Linked DNA regions of Homo sapiens: region 2 is linked to region 1. The links are chromatin loops, found by intact Hi-C in ENCODE. Cell type or tissue: HepG2. All regions are shown on one strand. Region 1 overlaps GRIN2A (glutamate ionotropic receptor NMDA type subunit 2A). Region 2 has its middle 69 kb from the start of HAPSTR1.

Region 1 (8,000 bases):
ATGGTCTATTATTTTGACTATCTGTTGAGTTATAGATTTCAACAAGGATATACTTTATTTCCAAGATAATAATTGGTTCCTCTTTACACCTCCCTGTTTTTTTGTGTTATAAATAATGAAAAACTCTTCTCACTTTGTGCATGTAACTCCCTCCCCTGTCCCTTCAAAGATTAAAAAATATGTATTATAAAGTTCTTCTCTGATTGCTCTAGCATCTTTCCTTCTTCAGTTGTGAAGTCCTTCATTTGTAGAATCAGTTAGTTGGATGTTCACATATGTTCTTTAATTTTTGTTTGTGAACTTATTTTCAAGGCAACTTTATGATTTCTTATGCCCTGTATCTGTGAGGGTGTGTATTTTAAGCCAGAGCCCATGTCAGCAGCTCAGGTTTGTACTCTCTTCCCATTCTACGTGGCCTGTGGTACAGGCTTAGGAGTCCATCTCATGTAGGTGACTTCATTTTGGCTCCTTGACACAGATAGGGTCCTGCTTTTTGGCTGTGACTAATGGTGGATGGTGCAGATGTTCCAGCACCATCCACAGCTAGCAGCCTGATTCTAGGTCCAGTTCTTCCCCTTTTTCCCTGGATGGACATTGACACCTCTGTTCTCATGGCTCATATTGGACCTATCCTCCATGGATTATGTGGCTTTGATTCCTACTTGAAACCCTAGAGTCCCGTCTTTCAGTTCATTTATTTTTAGGGATTACTCTCTATTTTTGATCTGTGATTCTCTTTTCTTATTTGCAAGCAATACTATGTAAATTTAAAAATAACTAAAGGTTTCTTTAAAAATTCTATGTCTTAGGAGCAGAAAAGGAAGGTTACTGAGTGTGTTCACTCGGATTTTGACCCCGTTTTATTTCACAACCTGCTTTTATATATTTTTTTAAACTTGATTATGTATTCTTGGAATTTTCCTTTATCACTACATAGACTTCTTAAACTTGATTTTCAATGGCTGCAGAGTGTTCAGTTCATACCACAATTATTTTAACAATTTCTCTCTTTTTCCACCATTAATAATATTCATTTGTGCTCCATAGGGGCATCCTTTTCAGTACCTCACACTTGTCCTGCCCTTTGCGTTTGTTACACGGTAAATGTTTGTTGATTGAATGAATCTAGTCATTGGCTCCGATGCCAGCTTGTTGGAGCTTCCGGATGAACATATCACAATATGGTTCAGGGCATTCGTGCAGTGTTTGTTCCCTCAATGCTGACTGATTTCATAGGTGTTTGCCAATTTTTCTCTTCTCTCTAGTGGGCAGATAATTACCAGCCATCCTGAGGATTAGCATAAATTGGGGGGTTACATACGAAAGGCCTGTAGAGAACTGCTGAGTAACAGCTCATCAGCAGGAGGTGGAAGTTGGTGCTCTTGTAACCTGGCAGCTCCAGAGTTTGGATGCGAGTGATGGGCCTTCCCATTAAACACTGAGAGCTCTCGAAAAGGGCAGACGCACAGATCGGAATGTTGGTGGAGCCCACTCAGCTCCTGCTAAAGAGGCATCAGGTAGTTCCTGGGAGAGTGGGGAGACCTATCTTTAGTCTTTTCCATGAGGCATGTCAGATGCGATCATCAACACCTCCTCACTTAAGTCATCAGAGACCAACAGGCGTCCTCCCGGTAGCGTGACTCACACTCCAAGTAGCCCTCAGGGGTTGCTGACAATCGTTTGGGCCCTGAAGAGCTGTGGTCTGGTGGGTTTGCAGCGGTGTTTATCTTCTTTCTCATAGCCTCAGATGGAAAATGCTACTGTAGGCAGAGTGAGTGGGGAAAGAGAGAGAAAGAGGGCTGTGCAGAAGAGAAACAGGAACTGAATCTCTGGTTTGTAATAGAGAGTTGGTAGCCTCTGATAAGTCATCACATAAATGAGACATTATAAGGTTATTAATTGGTGTCTTTTGTTTGTCCTGCATCCCCCATCCTTGATCTTTCAACTTCTAATTCTTTGCCAACATTTTAAAGTTGGAAGACATCCCATTGAAAAGAAAATCCAAACTTCATGCTGCTTTGAAACAGTCAGAAGGCCTGGCCATACTGGCCCCGATTCCCCCTATGGCAACAGTTGGCTGGAGATGAATCTCATCCCCCAACCCCACCTGCCACGATCCCTGCCCTCCCACTGCCATCCTGGGACAGGACAGGTGCCCCTCCTTTCTTAAATTCCCCAAAGTCACTTCACTTCACTTCACTTCACTCATTTATGTTACATACACAGTATCCTGAAGGCACTTGGCTGTGAGGCCTATGATGTAGGTGAGGGAAGTAGCTCTTCCAGGGGCTGCTCCTGGATAAGACGGCAGATCTATGGCATGTATGCAACCATGGATGCCATGTTCACTGCTGCCATCATTAATCTCCTATAACACCTGGCCCTGTTGAGCCCACTGGCCTTAAGGCCTTCTCAACACAGTACTCCAGGCAGCCATGATGAATCAACTTGAGTTGGAAGATCCAAGAAAACCTTGGACAAAGAGTCTGAAGAATGAAATTCAATTTTCAAAAATACCTGTGTGACCTTAGAAAAGGCCCTTCACCTGTCTGAACCTCTGGTTCTCCTGCAAAATGAGGATTTGGGACAAAATTATCACTAAGATCTCTTCCAGCTCTGAAAATTTTGTGCCTCATCAAGGAAAGACTGGCAACAAACATACCAAAATATGAATAGCAGTTATCTTTGGGGTGGTAGACTCATGGCTGCTTTAATCTTTTAAAGAATGTCATTATCAAGTGGTTAATATATTGTACTTTGAGTTAGATTGCCTGAATTTAAATTCAGGGATTCCACCTCTTACTGGCTGGGTGATCATGGGGAAGTTCTTAATATCTTGAGCCTCAATGTCTTCATCTCTAAAATGGGAACAATAATAGCATCCACTTTGTAGAGTTGTGAGATTTAAATGACATCATGGATATTAGTCCATGTCTCAGTGCCTACCTTATAATAAATGCTTATTACAGGAATGCTATTGTTATTGTGTCTGCATTTTTTAGTTTTTATTTTTCTCCAGTGTACATGTACTTTTTAATAACCAGAAAGAGTGATTAAGGATGATGTGGTTACATGAGGGTATGCTCTGAAAGAAACTGGGAGTGAATCCCACAGAACTGTCAGAAGTGGAGGGTCTAACATGAAATGATTTGTATTTTCTTAACTGAGACAATCAGAAGCTTCCTTTGCCTTTGTAGGACTTGCTGAGAGCTTTATCCTGGCAAACGGAAGCTAAATGTGGCCAGCATGAAAGTGATCGCAGGAGAAGACTATCTCATTGACCTTTGCACTAAATGACTCCACCAACTGGACCATATGTTTGCACGAGGCTTAGGGATTTAGAGTGTGGACATATATAGTTTCTCATTTTATCTCTGCCAAGGATTAATAACTCAGTGATAGCCTGGGAAACCTGGCAGCTCCAACGGTATTTGTTTAAAGAATCTCTATTTTCAGATGAGGAAATAAAGGATCTGGGAGTTGCAGTAATTTGTGCATTGTTCAAAGCTGTAACTAGAACCTAGGGCTTTGGGTTCTTATTCTTTTGCTCTTATTTTATTACCCTTTCAAGTTAATGACTACGAATACATTTGATTTAGGGAAGGGGCTCAGATGCAAGACAAATAACAGATTTTGATGTTCATATTTTGGTTGTCTTGACTAAAAGGATTAAGATGTTGGATGATGGAATTAAAATTCAAAACTTCAGATTGAAGTGATGGAGTCACTCTAAAGACTGCACTGGAGGTTCCCCCCATACCGCACTCAGCTTTAATGAGGTTAACTGACAAAGAAAAATTGTATATATTAAAGGTGTACAACACAATTTTTTTTTTTTTTTTTTTAAAGAAAACAGTGTTTCACTCTGTTGCCCAGGCTGGAGTGCAGTGGCATGATCATAGTTCACTGCAGCCTCAACCTCCTGGGCTTAGGTGATCCTCTCATCTCAGCCTCCCAAGTAGCTAGGAACACAGGCGTGTGCCATGATATCCGGCTAATTTTTAAATTTTTGGTAGAGACGGGGGTCTCACCATGTTGCCCAGGCTGGTCTTGAACTCCTGGACTCAAGCAATCCTCTTCCCTTGGCCTCCCAAAGTGCTGGTATTACAGGCATAAGCCACCGTCCCCAGCCCCAAATGATATTCTGATATACAAGTAAATGTGAGATGATTGTCACCATCAAACTAATTAACATATCCATTACCTCACATGGTTACATTTATTGTGTGATGAGATTACTTAAGATGTGGTATCTTAGCAAATTGCCTGTATACAATATATTTTTGTATTGTCACCATGCTATCACCAGTCACCATGCTATACATTAGGTCTCTAGAACCTATTTACCTTACAAGTGGAAGTTGGTGCCTTTTGACCAACCTCTCTCAATAGTTTGAAGAAGAATTTTCACTATTGCAGAAAGGGGGATGTGAGACTTTGCAACTCACTTAGTCATAATGTGGCTGCCTCTGTTCCAACTATCACATCCAACTCACTTGGGAATGGTTTTTGCAAGGGTCATGAACCGGTGTACTGCACGCTGAATCTGGCTCATAGATGCATTTTGTTTCACCAGTACAGCATTTTTAAATGCTTGAATTTTAATGTCTTTAGACAGCATGCATTTTCAAATTCACTACAGCTGTCCCCACTCTGTTATCCCATATCTAGGGTGATTCATACATTTATGTTAATGATATGGTTTCTGTGAGTATTTGAGATCATGGTGCTCAAATACAGACTTTTTATTTGTTTGTTTGTTTATTTTGTATTGACCAGAAGCTCAGCAGATCCTAAGTGGGGATATGTGGAGGCCACATATCTAGAAATATATGTGGAGGCCACATACGTTGTGGCCTTATAAAAAGTGGAGGCCACATTTATAGAAATATAATGTTTAAATCAAGGGAGGTGATAGCTCCATTATACCTCTTCTGTTGTTTGGAGTGCTTTCAGGTGCAAGTAACAGAGTCTTTGACCAACAGTGTCTTAAACCATTAAAGACATTCAGTTTTTTGCTTAGTAAGGAGCCTCAGATCTAGCTTAGTGACTTAATGTCACATTGAGGACTCAGATCCTTCCCATTCTTCTACTTTGCCTTCCTCAGCTGCTGGTTTATCTGAGTCACAATATGGCTGCTTCTGTTCCAGCCATCACACCTTCACCTCCTAGCATTCAAAACTGGAAAAAAAGGGAGAGAAAAATAAGCCTTCTTCTAGGGCCTCTATCCTTTCATTGGAGTAGACTTCCTCTTACATGTCAGTGGCCAGAACTGGGTCACATTCCCACTGCTCAAACAACAATGATAGAGATCCAGGATTCCTCTCTGAGAATGGGTAATTGCCACTGAGCAAAATTGCTTCTGTTAGCAAGGGTGTGGGGTGATGCTTCAGTGGTACAACTGGTGATGTCTCCAGCAACACTAACACCATTATATGTAGCATTGCACTTAGTTCCGAGGAGTGATATCTAAAGATGGACGTTGAAAAATTGCAATGCATGCAGAAAAAGGGCCTTTAGGATTGCGTAGACTCTAAATGAAATATATTAAGAGTTTCAGAAGAAGTATTTAGGGATGTTTAGCCTGGAGAAGGGAAATCTCAGAGGGGATATGGGAGAAGTGTTCAGATACTCCATGGGCTGTTACAAGGTAGAAGGTTAAGTCTTAATTTTGTTATTGTTCTGGGGACAGACATAAGAGTGAAATTATTATTATTATTATTATTATTATTATTATTATTATTATTATTGTTATTATTTGAGACAGAGTTTTGCTCTTGTCGCCCAGGCTGGAGTTCAATGGCACGATCTTGGTTTACTGCAACCTCTGCCGCCTGGGTTCAAGTGATGCTCCTGCCTCAGCCTCCTGAGTAGCTGGGATTACAGGCACCTGCCACCACCATCAGCTAACTTTGTATTTTTAGTAGAGATGGGGTTTTACCATGTTGGCCAGGCTGGTCTTGAACTCCTGACCTCAGGTGATCCACCCGCTTTGGCCTCCTAAAGTGCTGGACTACAGGCGTTAGCCACGGCACCTGGCCAAGAGTGAAACTATAAGGAGTAAAGTTTCATCTTGATATGAGGAATAAGCTTCGGCAATTAGGTCTCTAACAGAAGACTGTGAGGATTCATGGAATAGGAAGGCTATATCAGGATATGATTGAGCTAACAGTGACTGTCTGTCCCTCAGGAATGAGGTGGAAAATTGGGCTTGCAAGGTTGGGTTGGGTCACCTCTGAGGCTCTTTCTTATTCAAACACTCTGTACCTCTCAAATCCTTGATTTTTAAAAAAAGATCTCCAAGCCTTGGTGCTTTAGGCCAAGCATTTGGCTGAAAACCAACATCCTCACTTTTTCCAAGTGTGTGAGTAATTCAGTATAAATTTGCCTGGCATGGAGGAGGAATTTATAATCCCTGCATCATCACCTCAAGTTCCCAAAAGACTTTACATTATCCTGAAGGTAGAAGATATTTGAAAAGCAGACAACCTATGTATATATCAACTCACACACACATATATAAATAAAAACATAAGTAGGTCAGCCGGCCTCATATTTACTAGTGAAAATGTTTTTGGCTAAGAAGCTCATCTACAGAAGACAATGTTTAGAATAATTGCCAATGATCTCGAAATGGGGTGTTTTTGCACTTGTATCAGGTTAATCATTATTACTTAATAAAGTATATTCAGCTTGTTTTGCACATCTTACTGTAGTAATATGTTTGTATTCTAAAGAGCCAGCCAGACTCCTCTCTGGTTTTTCAGTTGACAAATTATTCTTTTTAGTCAGTTGTATTCTCCTGCATTTGGAACATCTGCTTATGGCAGAAAATACTCTAGATACTATTCTGTTGTTTATCCACTTCTCCTATTCCCCCACATCCCCCCAAAGAAAAACGAACCTGAAATTGCTTTCCAAATGCTTTCACTTTCTGTTCAAATTTTGGAACTTTCCATGGGATGGCAATTGATATATTGTCTCCATTTTTTAAACTTTGAAATAGATGTTGATGTACAGAGCGAAAAAACCTAAATAATACAATAGAGCATTCAGAGAAAGAATATTTGCTCCATTAATGCATCGTAGATCTTCGAACTCAGGTTCCCTTCCATGGAGGTGGCTATGTTACCCATTTCAGGAGGGAAAATATTAATTGGAATGGAAATTTCTTTCTGTTTGTGATTTTTTTTTGCTGAAGTCGGCATATGGAAAGGATCTTCTCTTAAACTACAATCCCTGACTTGAAAACTACAATCCCTGACTTGAAAAAGGTTAATTGTTTCCATTGGTCCCTAACAGTGACTCTTTTGCCAAAACAAAAATAAACTCACTCTAAAATGTAAGTTGTGATTTCCAAAAATCACTGACACCTTGAAGCTTGGCTCACAAACTCACTCAAAGAATTTAAGATAATTTGGGGTGATTTTGGGGGGAGTTGGGGACCACTTTAAAATCTAATGAAGGCTACGGACCCTTCCAGAGGAGTGCGTGTTCATAAACATGCAGTCAAAATTATGTGCAATTTCAGGGGATCACAGACCCTCTGAAACCCTTTCATAGACTTCCTTGGATTTGATTTATTTATTGGTTTATTAAACACAGTTGATCCTTGAATAATGCAGGCGCTAGTTGCATTAACCCCCATGCAGTTTAAAATCCATGTATAACTTTTGATTCCCATAAACTATAGCCCACTGTTGATCAGAAGCCTTACCAATAACATAGACAGTCAATTAATACAAATTTTCTATGCTATATGTATTATATAGTAGATTCTTAAGTAAGCCATAGAAAAGAAGATCATAAGGAAAATCGTAAGGAAGAAAATATGTTTGCTATTCAAGTGGATGTGGGTCATCATAAAGGTCTTCATCCTTGTCTTTACATTGAGGAGGCTGAGGAGGAGGAGGAAGAGGAGGGGTTGGTCTTGCTGCCTCAGGGGTTGGCAGAGGGAGAAGAAATTTGCGTATAGGTAGACGCATGCAGTGTGTTGTTCA
Region 2 (8,000 bases), 1.0 Mb after region 1:
TGGAGTTTCACCATGTCGGCCAGGCTGGTTTCTAACTCCTGACCTCAAGTGATCCTCGGCCTCAGCCTCCCAAAGTGCTGGGATTACAGGCGTGAGCCACCACGCCCCATCTTTTTTTTTTTTTTTTTTTTTTTTTGAAACAAAGTCTTGTTCTTGTAACCCAAGCTGAAGTGCAGTGCAGTGGTGCCATGGCTGACTGCAGCCTCGACCTCCCAGGCTCAAGTGATCCTCCCACCCCAACCTCCCGAGTAGCTGAAACCACAGGCATGTACCACCACATCCAGCTAATTCTTTGTAATTTTTGTAGTGTCACTACGTTGCCCAGGCTGGTCTCAAACTCCTGGGCTCAAGTGATGCTCCCACATCAGCCTCCCAAAGTGCTGGGATAAAAGGCATGGACCACCACACTCCCCCATGAATAAATGAGTCAATCTCCCCTCTGTCTAATCCCACAAGGTAACCAATTCAAACAGCCTGGAGTATATTCTTCCATGTTTTTCCTTATGCCCACAAAAACACACACAAATAAGCATACAGTACACATAATATGGAACCTCTTGCCACCTCTGACAAAAAAGGAATCATGATACAGACATGATTTAGCAATTTACTTTTTCACTTAACACTGGGCAGTCCATCTCTTTCCAGATCTCTACACATAGAACTACCCAGTTCTTTTTCATAGTTCATGGTTTCCATAACACTGCATGTGCTATAGTTTATTCTATTATTTACCTATTGATAATTTGTCTTTCCAACTTTTTCCAAGGCAAACAACACAGTAATATCTTTGCACACATATCTTCACATGCTGGTGATTGTGCTTGTATCAGGATAGATTCCTAAAAGTCAAGCGGACTTTGGGCTTTTTTTTTTTTTTTTTTTTTTTGAGACGGAGTTTCGCTCTGTCGCCCAGGCTGCAGTGCAGTGGCGCGATCTCGACTCACTGCAAGCTCCGCCTCCCGGGTTCACGCCATTCTCCTGCCTCAGCCTCCCGTGTAGCTGGGACCGCAGGCGCGCACCACCATGCCCGGCTAATTTTTGTATTTTTAGTAGAGACGGGGTTTCACCGCGCTAGCCAGGATGGTCTCGATCTCCCGACCTCGTGATCCGCCCGTCTCGGCCTCCCAAAGTGCTGGGATTACAGGCGGGCTTTTTTTTTTGAGATGGAGTTTCGCTCTGTCACCCAGGCTGGAGTTCAGTGGCCTGATCTTGGCTCACTGCATCCTCTGCCTCCCAGGCTCAAGCGATTCTCCTGCCTCAGCCTCCCAAGTAATCAGGACTATAGGTGCCTGCCACCACACCTGGCTAATTTTTGTATTTTTAGGAGAGACGGGGTTTCACCATGTTGGCCAGGCTGGTCTCAAACTCCTGACCTCAGGGATCTCCCCACCTCAGCCTCCCAAATTGTTGGGATTAGAGACGTGAGCTACAGCGCCCAGCCAGGCATGTTTAATTTAAACAGACATCAGGACTCACCTGAGTTAGGACAAGGCAAAGAAAGATCACCCCAGTCCAGCAAGACCGTAAGGTAAGAAATCCGGAGCCGGGTGCGGTGGCTCATGCCTGTAATCCCAGCACTTTGGGAGGCCAAGGCGGGTGGATCACCTGAGGTCAGGAGTTTGAAACCAGCTTGACCAGCATGGTGAAACCCTGTCTCCATTAAATACAAAAAATTAGCCAGGTGTGGTGGCACATGCCTGTAATCCCAGCTACTTGGGAGGCTGAGGCAGGAGAATTGCTTGAACCCAGGTGGTAGAGGTTGCAGTGAGCCAAGATCACACCACTGCACTCCAGCCTGGGCAACAAGAGTGAAACTCCATATAAAAAAAAAAAGAAAAGAAAAGAAATCCAGCAGTTAAGGCCAGGCATGTTGGCTCATGCTTGTAATCCCAGCACTTTGGGAGGCCGAGGCAGGTGGGTCACCTGAGGTCAGGAGTTCAAGACCAGCCTGACCAACATGGTGAAACACCAACTCTACTAAAAATACAGAAATTAGCCAGGTGTGGTGGTGGGTGCCTGTAGTCCCAACTATTCAGGAGGCTGAGGCAGGAGAATCGCTTGAACCTGGGAAACGGAGGTTGCAGTGAGTAGAGACCATGCCACTGCACTCCAGCCTGGGTGACAGAGTGAGACTGTCTCAAAAAGAAAAAAAAAGAAATCCAGCTGTTATTCATGTCAGACACTCACTTCCCAGCTCTCCCCCAGGGCTGTGGTATAAACAAGGAATTGATTGCTTCTTGAGGATGCAGAGAAAAATATGATGTGGTCCCTGTTCTAGAAAACCCCACAGTTCAACAGCAGAGAGCAGGGAAGGGGAACTTTCATGGGCTAAACACTCACTAGGTCCCAGGCATTGTTCCAGATGCTTCCATGCATGGGACACTCAAATACTTTCCTAGTTCCATCGTTAAACAATTTATTAATAAATAAATCCGCAAGGGAGGAAAGATTATCCTGGTTTTACAGAAGAGAAATTGTGGGTCAGAGAAGTACTGTGCCTTGCCCAGGGTCAAACAACCAGTAAGTGTCAAAGCTGGGATTTGAACTAAGGGTCTGGCTGAGCCCAAAATCATTTTCCATGATATCATTGGGCCTTGACCTTGGCTATATTGGAATCATCATGACTATATTGAACTTTAAAAATAACAAGCTGGGCATGGTGGCTCATGCCTGTAATACCAGCACTTTGGGAGGCTGAGGCGGGTGGATCACCTGAGGTCAGGAGTTCGAAATCAGCCTGGCCAACATGGTGAAACCCTGTCTCTAATAAAAATATAAAAATTTCCCAGGCGTGGTGGGGCATGCCTGTAGTCCCAGCTACTCTGGAGCCTGAGGCAGGAGAATCTTGAACCCGGGAGGTGGAGGTTGCAGTGAGCCAAGATTGTGCCACTGCACTCCAGCCTGGGCGACAGAGTGAGACTCTGTCTCAAAAACAAATAAATAACATACGGGCCAGGCACAGTGGCTCATGCCTGTAATCCCATCACTTTGGGAGGCTGAGAAGGGAGGGTCACTTGAGGCCAGAAGTTCAAGACCAGCCTTGGCAGCAAAGTGAGACCCTGTCTCTACAAAAAATTTAAAAATTAGCAGGGTGCAGTGGCACACGCCAGCTACTGGGGAGGTTGAGGCAGAAGGATCACTGGAGCCCAGGAGTTCGAGGCTACAGTGAGCTATGATGCCACCACTGCACTGCAGCCTGGGCAACAAAGTGAGGCCTTGTCTCAAAAAACAAAAACAAAAACAAAACACACACACACACACAAATTATGGTCCCAACCCTAAAGCATGTAATTAGTCTGATGGAATTGGTCTAGGGTGGCCCCTCAGCCACACACACATTAGGGATTTTAAAAAGCCAGTTGACTCCAATGTGCAACCAATGCTGAAAACAGCTACAGGATACCAGTGGTTCCTGCCCTTAAGAATGCATCAGCCTCGCCAGGCACGGATGCTCACGCCTGTAATCCCAGCACTTTGGGAGGCTGAGCTGGGAGGATCACTTGAGCCCAGGAGTTCAAGACCAGCCTGTGCAACATAGGAAGACCCCATCTGTAAAAAAAAAAAAAAAAAATTAAAAATTAGGCAGGCGTGGTGGTGCACACCTGCAGTCCCAGCTACTCAGGAGGCTGAGGCGGGAGGATGGCTTGAGCCCAGGAGGTCGAGGTTGCATGAGCTGTCATTGTGCCACTGGACTTCAGCCTAGGCAACAAAGCAAGATCCTGTCTCAAAAAATATTAATAATAATCCATGAGACCCAACTGGAGGGCTTGTTAGGGGCCAGTTGCTTGCCCCCCAACCCCACAGTGTGCCTTTCTAAGACGCTGATGTTGGTGGTCTGGGGACCGTGCTTTAGAAACACCACCCTCACGTGGACCTGTCCGTTATCTTTTCTTTCATCCCCGTTTTGCAGAGAGGGACACTAAGCATCATGGAGCTGACCACGTTTATCACCACCCAAGACCACGTAGGCAGCCGTAGAGGCAGTCAGGCAGCCTCGCCTCTCGGCTTCCTTTGAGGTTTTAAAGGCTAAGAGGGTGTCATTTGTGGGTTCTCAGTGTCCTAGCCTAGATCCATGTGACAATTTTCTTTTTTTTTTTTTTTTTTTTTTGAGACGGAGTCTCACTCTGTTGCCCAGGCTGGAGTGCAGTGGCATGATCTCGGCTCACTGCAACCTCCACTTCCTGGGTTCAAGCGATTCTTCTGCCTCAGCCTCCCAAGTAGCAGGGATCACAGGCGTGCACCACCACGCTCGGCTAATTTCTGTCATTTTAGTAGAAATGGGGTTTCGCCATGTTGGCCAGGCTGGTCTCGAACTCCTGATCTCAGGTGATCCACCTGCCTCGGCCTCCCTAAGTGCTAGGATTACAGGTGTGAGCCACCGCTCCCGGCCCACGTGACCATTTTCTTTCTGCCTGGTATTTGCCAATGTGCTTAATGAGTCTGCGTTGAATTAAAGAATGCCCTGGCTTGCCCCCGCCCCCATGAATCCCTCTATAAACACATACGTACTAACCAAAAAGAAGGATAAATAGAACACACTGAAACGCCAGGGTGACAGCTACCTGCAGCACTGGCTGAGTTTTCATTTTCTTCCATCTCCTGAGAGAAAGGAAGCCACTCCCTTTCTGGGAATATGAGCCCCCGGCTGACTCCAGGCGGCTCATCCCCCTACCTTCCTCTGCAAAAACGAACAGGGATTTAAGCAGCAGCAAAGACACTCGGAGGTCATCTGGGCCATCTCCCAGCATCTCCTGTCTCCTGTCTGGGCGGCAGCAGGCGAGGCTACCTGGGTCCTGAGACTCCCCGAGGACGGCGATCCCCTGCTGCCCCCTGCTGGCTGAATTGGTAATGGCTGAGAAGTGAACGCAGCTGGGAATGCAGGAACTTCAAAGTCTCCGGTCTCTCTGACTCGTAGTCTCCCCGCCTCCTCTTGAAAGATTCAAGTTCCCCTGGAAGATGAGCCAGCCTTTCCAAAACTACCTTCAGTATCTGCACTATGCCTGCCCATTCACATTCATATTCTCCACTAATTCCCACAATTGTATTTCTGAGAGAGAGACCTTCAGTATCCCGGTCGTTCACCAAATGTTCCCTGGGTGCTGCAAGGAGTCTGGCTGTGTATGAGTCCAGGAGTTCAAGACCAGCCTGGGCAACATAGCAAGACCCCACCTCCACAAAAAATGAAAAAATTAGCCAGGAGTGATGGCACTCAACTGTAGACACAACTACTAGGGAGGCCAAGGAGGGAAGTTTGCTTGAGCATGGGAGGTGGAGGCTGCTATGATGGTGCCACTGGTACTCCAGCCTGGGCCACAGAGTGAGATCTTGTCTCCCCCCCCAAAAAAGAATAATATTCTGTAACACGTGAAAAGTATACAAAATTCAACTCTCGATGTCCATATATAAAGTGCGTTTTTGTTTTTACTTTTTTGTAGAGACAGGATCTCATTCTGTTGCCCAGGCTGGTCTCAAACTCCTAGCCTCAAAGGATCCTCCCACCTTGGCCTCCCAAAGTGCTGGAATTACAGGCGTGAGCCACAGTGCCCGGCCTCCAGTTGTCTCTGAAGTCTCCTTTTTCTTCTGGTAGACCAGGGATCAGCATACTTCTGTAAAAGGAGAGTGAATATTTTTCATTTCGTGCGCCATGCAGTCTCTGTCCAAATGACTCAACTCTGCTCTTGTATCTAGAAAGCAGCTGTAGATGATATGTCAATGATGAATGTGGCTGTATTCCAATAAAACTTTATGTATGGGTCAGGTATGGTGGCTCACACCAGTAATCCCAACACTTTGGGAGGCCGAGGTCGGGAGTTCAAGACCAGCCTGACCAACATGGAGAAACCCCATCTCTACTAAAAATACCAAATTAGCCAGGCATGGTGGAGCCGGCCTGTAATCCCAGCTACTCAGTAGGCTGAGGCAGGAGAATCGCTTGAACCAGGAAGACGGAGGTTGCTGTAAGACGAGATCGCACCATTGCACTCCAGCCTGGGCAACAAGAGCGAAACTCTATCTGAAATAAAAAATAAAAAATAAAAAAATAGACAACTGGGCTGTGGGTGGTGGTGCATGCCTGTGGTCCCAGCTACTCGGGAGGCTGAGGCAGGAGAATTGCTTGAGCCCAGCAGTTTGAGATCAGCCTGGACAACAAAGTGAGACCCTGCCTCTACAAAAAAAGAATTGTTTCTTTTAATTAGCCAGGCATGGTGGCATAAACCTGTAGTCTCAGCTACTTGAGAGACTGAGGCAGGAGGATTGATTGAGCCCAGGAGTTCGAGGCTGCAGTAAGCTATGATTGCACCACTCCAGCCTGGGCAACAGAGCGAGACCCTGTCTCTTACAAAAAAAAAAAAAAAAAAAAAAAAGAGGCTGGGCACCATGCCTGGAATCCTTGTACTTTGGGAGGCTGAGGCTGGAAGATCACTTGAGCTCAGGAGTTCGAGACCAGCTGGGGCAACATGGTGAAATCTGAAATCCTGTCTCTAGCAACAATACAAAAATTAGCCAGGCACGGTGGCACATAACTGTGGTCCCAGCTACTCCAGAAGCTGCGGTAGGAGGACCACTTAAGCCTGAGAGGTCAAGGCTGCACTGAGCTGTGATAGCACCACTGTACTCCAGCCTGGGTGAGAGAGCAAGACAAGAAAGAAAGGGAAGGGAGGGGAGGGGCGGGGCAGGACAGGGAAGGGAAGGGAAGGGAAGGGAAGGGAAGGGGAGGGGAGGGAAGTGAAGGGAAGGGGAGGGGAGGGAAGGGGAGGGGAGGGGAGGGGAAAAGAAGAGAAACTAAGAGACCAGGAGTGGTGGCTCAAGCTTGTAATCCTAGCACTTTGGGAGGCGGAGCGGGGTGGATCACCTGAGGTCAGGAGTCCGAGGCCAGCCTGGCCAACATGACAAAATCCCATCTCTACTAAAAATACAAAAAAATAAGCCGGGTGTGGTGGCAGGCACCTATAATCCCAGCTACTTGGGAGGCTGAGGCAGGAGAATCGCTTGAACCCAGGGGGCAGAGGTTGCAGTGAGCCGAGCTTGCGCCACTTCACTCCAGCCTGGGTGAAAGAGCGAAAGTCCATCTCAAACAAAGAAAAAAGGAAAGAAAGAAAAAATACTAAAGAACTGGCTTTAGTTGAGCAACTATAAGACAATTTCTATGCAAGGTGCTTTGCACACATGACCTTGCTAATCCCCAAGGCAACCTTCCAGGTGCCCTTATTACCCACAAGTTACAGGTGAGAAGATGGAAGGTCAAGGCCACAGAGCCAAGAGGCAGCAGGGTTGAGGTCAAACTCAAGTCTGTCTGACTCCAAAACTCATGTTTATTCGATTACCCGAAGCTGCCTCCCTGCTCAAAATCTTAGTATGTTTCCATTTTACAGATGATTCACCTGTGGCTAATGGAGGTCAGGTGACTTGCCCAGGGCGCTCAGCTAGTGAATGAGGGAGGACAGACTTGAGCTCCGGTGTCTGACTGCAAATCCCGTATTGTATCCTAGACTGTTTCTCCTAACATTGATTGGGAATCAATCCCTCAGACTGATTATCTCTGTAACAATAAAAGCCTGAAACATAATCATGATACCACGAGGGAAGGAAGGGTGTGCTCAATGAAGTGAGGTAACAGGCTTCACATTTTCCTGCGGGGATTACTCCAGCCAGCCCCAGACTGACAGTTCTGCAAAATTGGTATAAAACTCTGCTACAGTGGGTTTTAAACTGTCCCCTGTGGAAAGCACAGGGGCCGAAGGAGGTGAGGGGAGAATAGAATAAGGATGTCAACTTGTGAAGCCACACAGCCCCTCCCACCACTTCAATCCATCAGAACAAGCCTGCTTTTATCTGTTCCATTCATTGACCTGTCAGATAAGGTTTCATTGGAAAAGAAGCCTGCATGGGGCCGGGCGTGGTGGCTCATGCCTGTAATCCCAGCACTTTGGGAGGCTGGGGTGGGAGGATCACCTGAGGTCAGGAGTTCAAGAGCAGCCTGGCCAACATGGTGAAAC

Evidence for each region. A loop is a pair of places that touch in the nucleus more often than their neighbours do. Peaks named below come from ENCODE experiments on the same cell type or tissue, not always from the same donor. Only the 100,000 strongest peaks of a DNase experiment are listed, where the experiment ranks them.
Region 2: a loop joins it to region 1, with 8 times the contacts of the local background. A loop is called at or near these places in 46 of 110 quality-filtered maps.

What each region holds. Positions count from the first base shown.
Region 1 is chr16:10,166,726-10,174,725 of GRCh38, reverse strand. The region is part of intron 2 of GRIN2A (glutamate ionotropic receptor NMDA type subunit 2A); the gene reads left to right. Among named protein-coding and RNA genes, the nearest start is that of GRIN2A, 12 kb to the left of the region's middle. In HepG2, no CTCF peak of the experiment used is centred here; a DNase peak (open chromatin) is centred at 3,315; H3K27me3 peaks cover 408 bases.
Region 2 is chr16:9,157,135-9,165,134 of GRCh38, reverse strand. No RefSeq gene overlaps it. Among named protein-coding and RNA genes, the nearest start is that of HAPSTR1, 69 kb to the right of the region's middle. In HepG2, a CTCF peak has its summit at 4,839 (motif pointing left); a DNase peak (open chromatin) is centred at 4,864; H3K27me3 peaks cover 1,613 bases.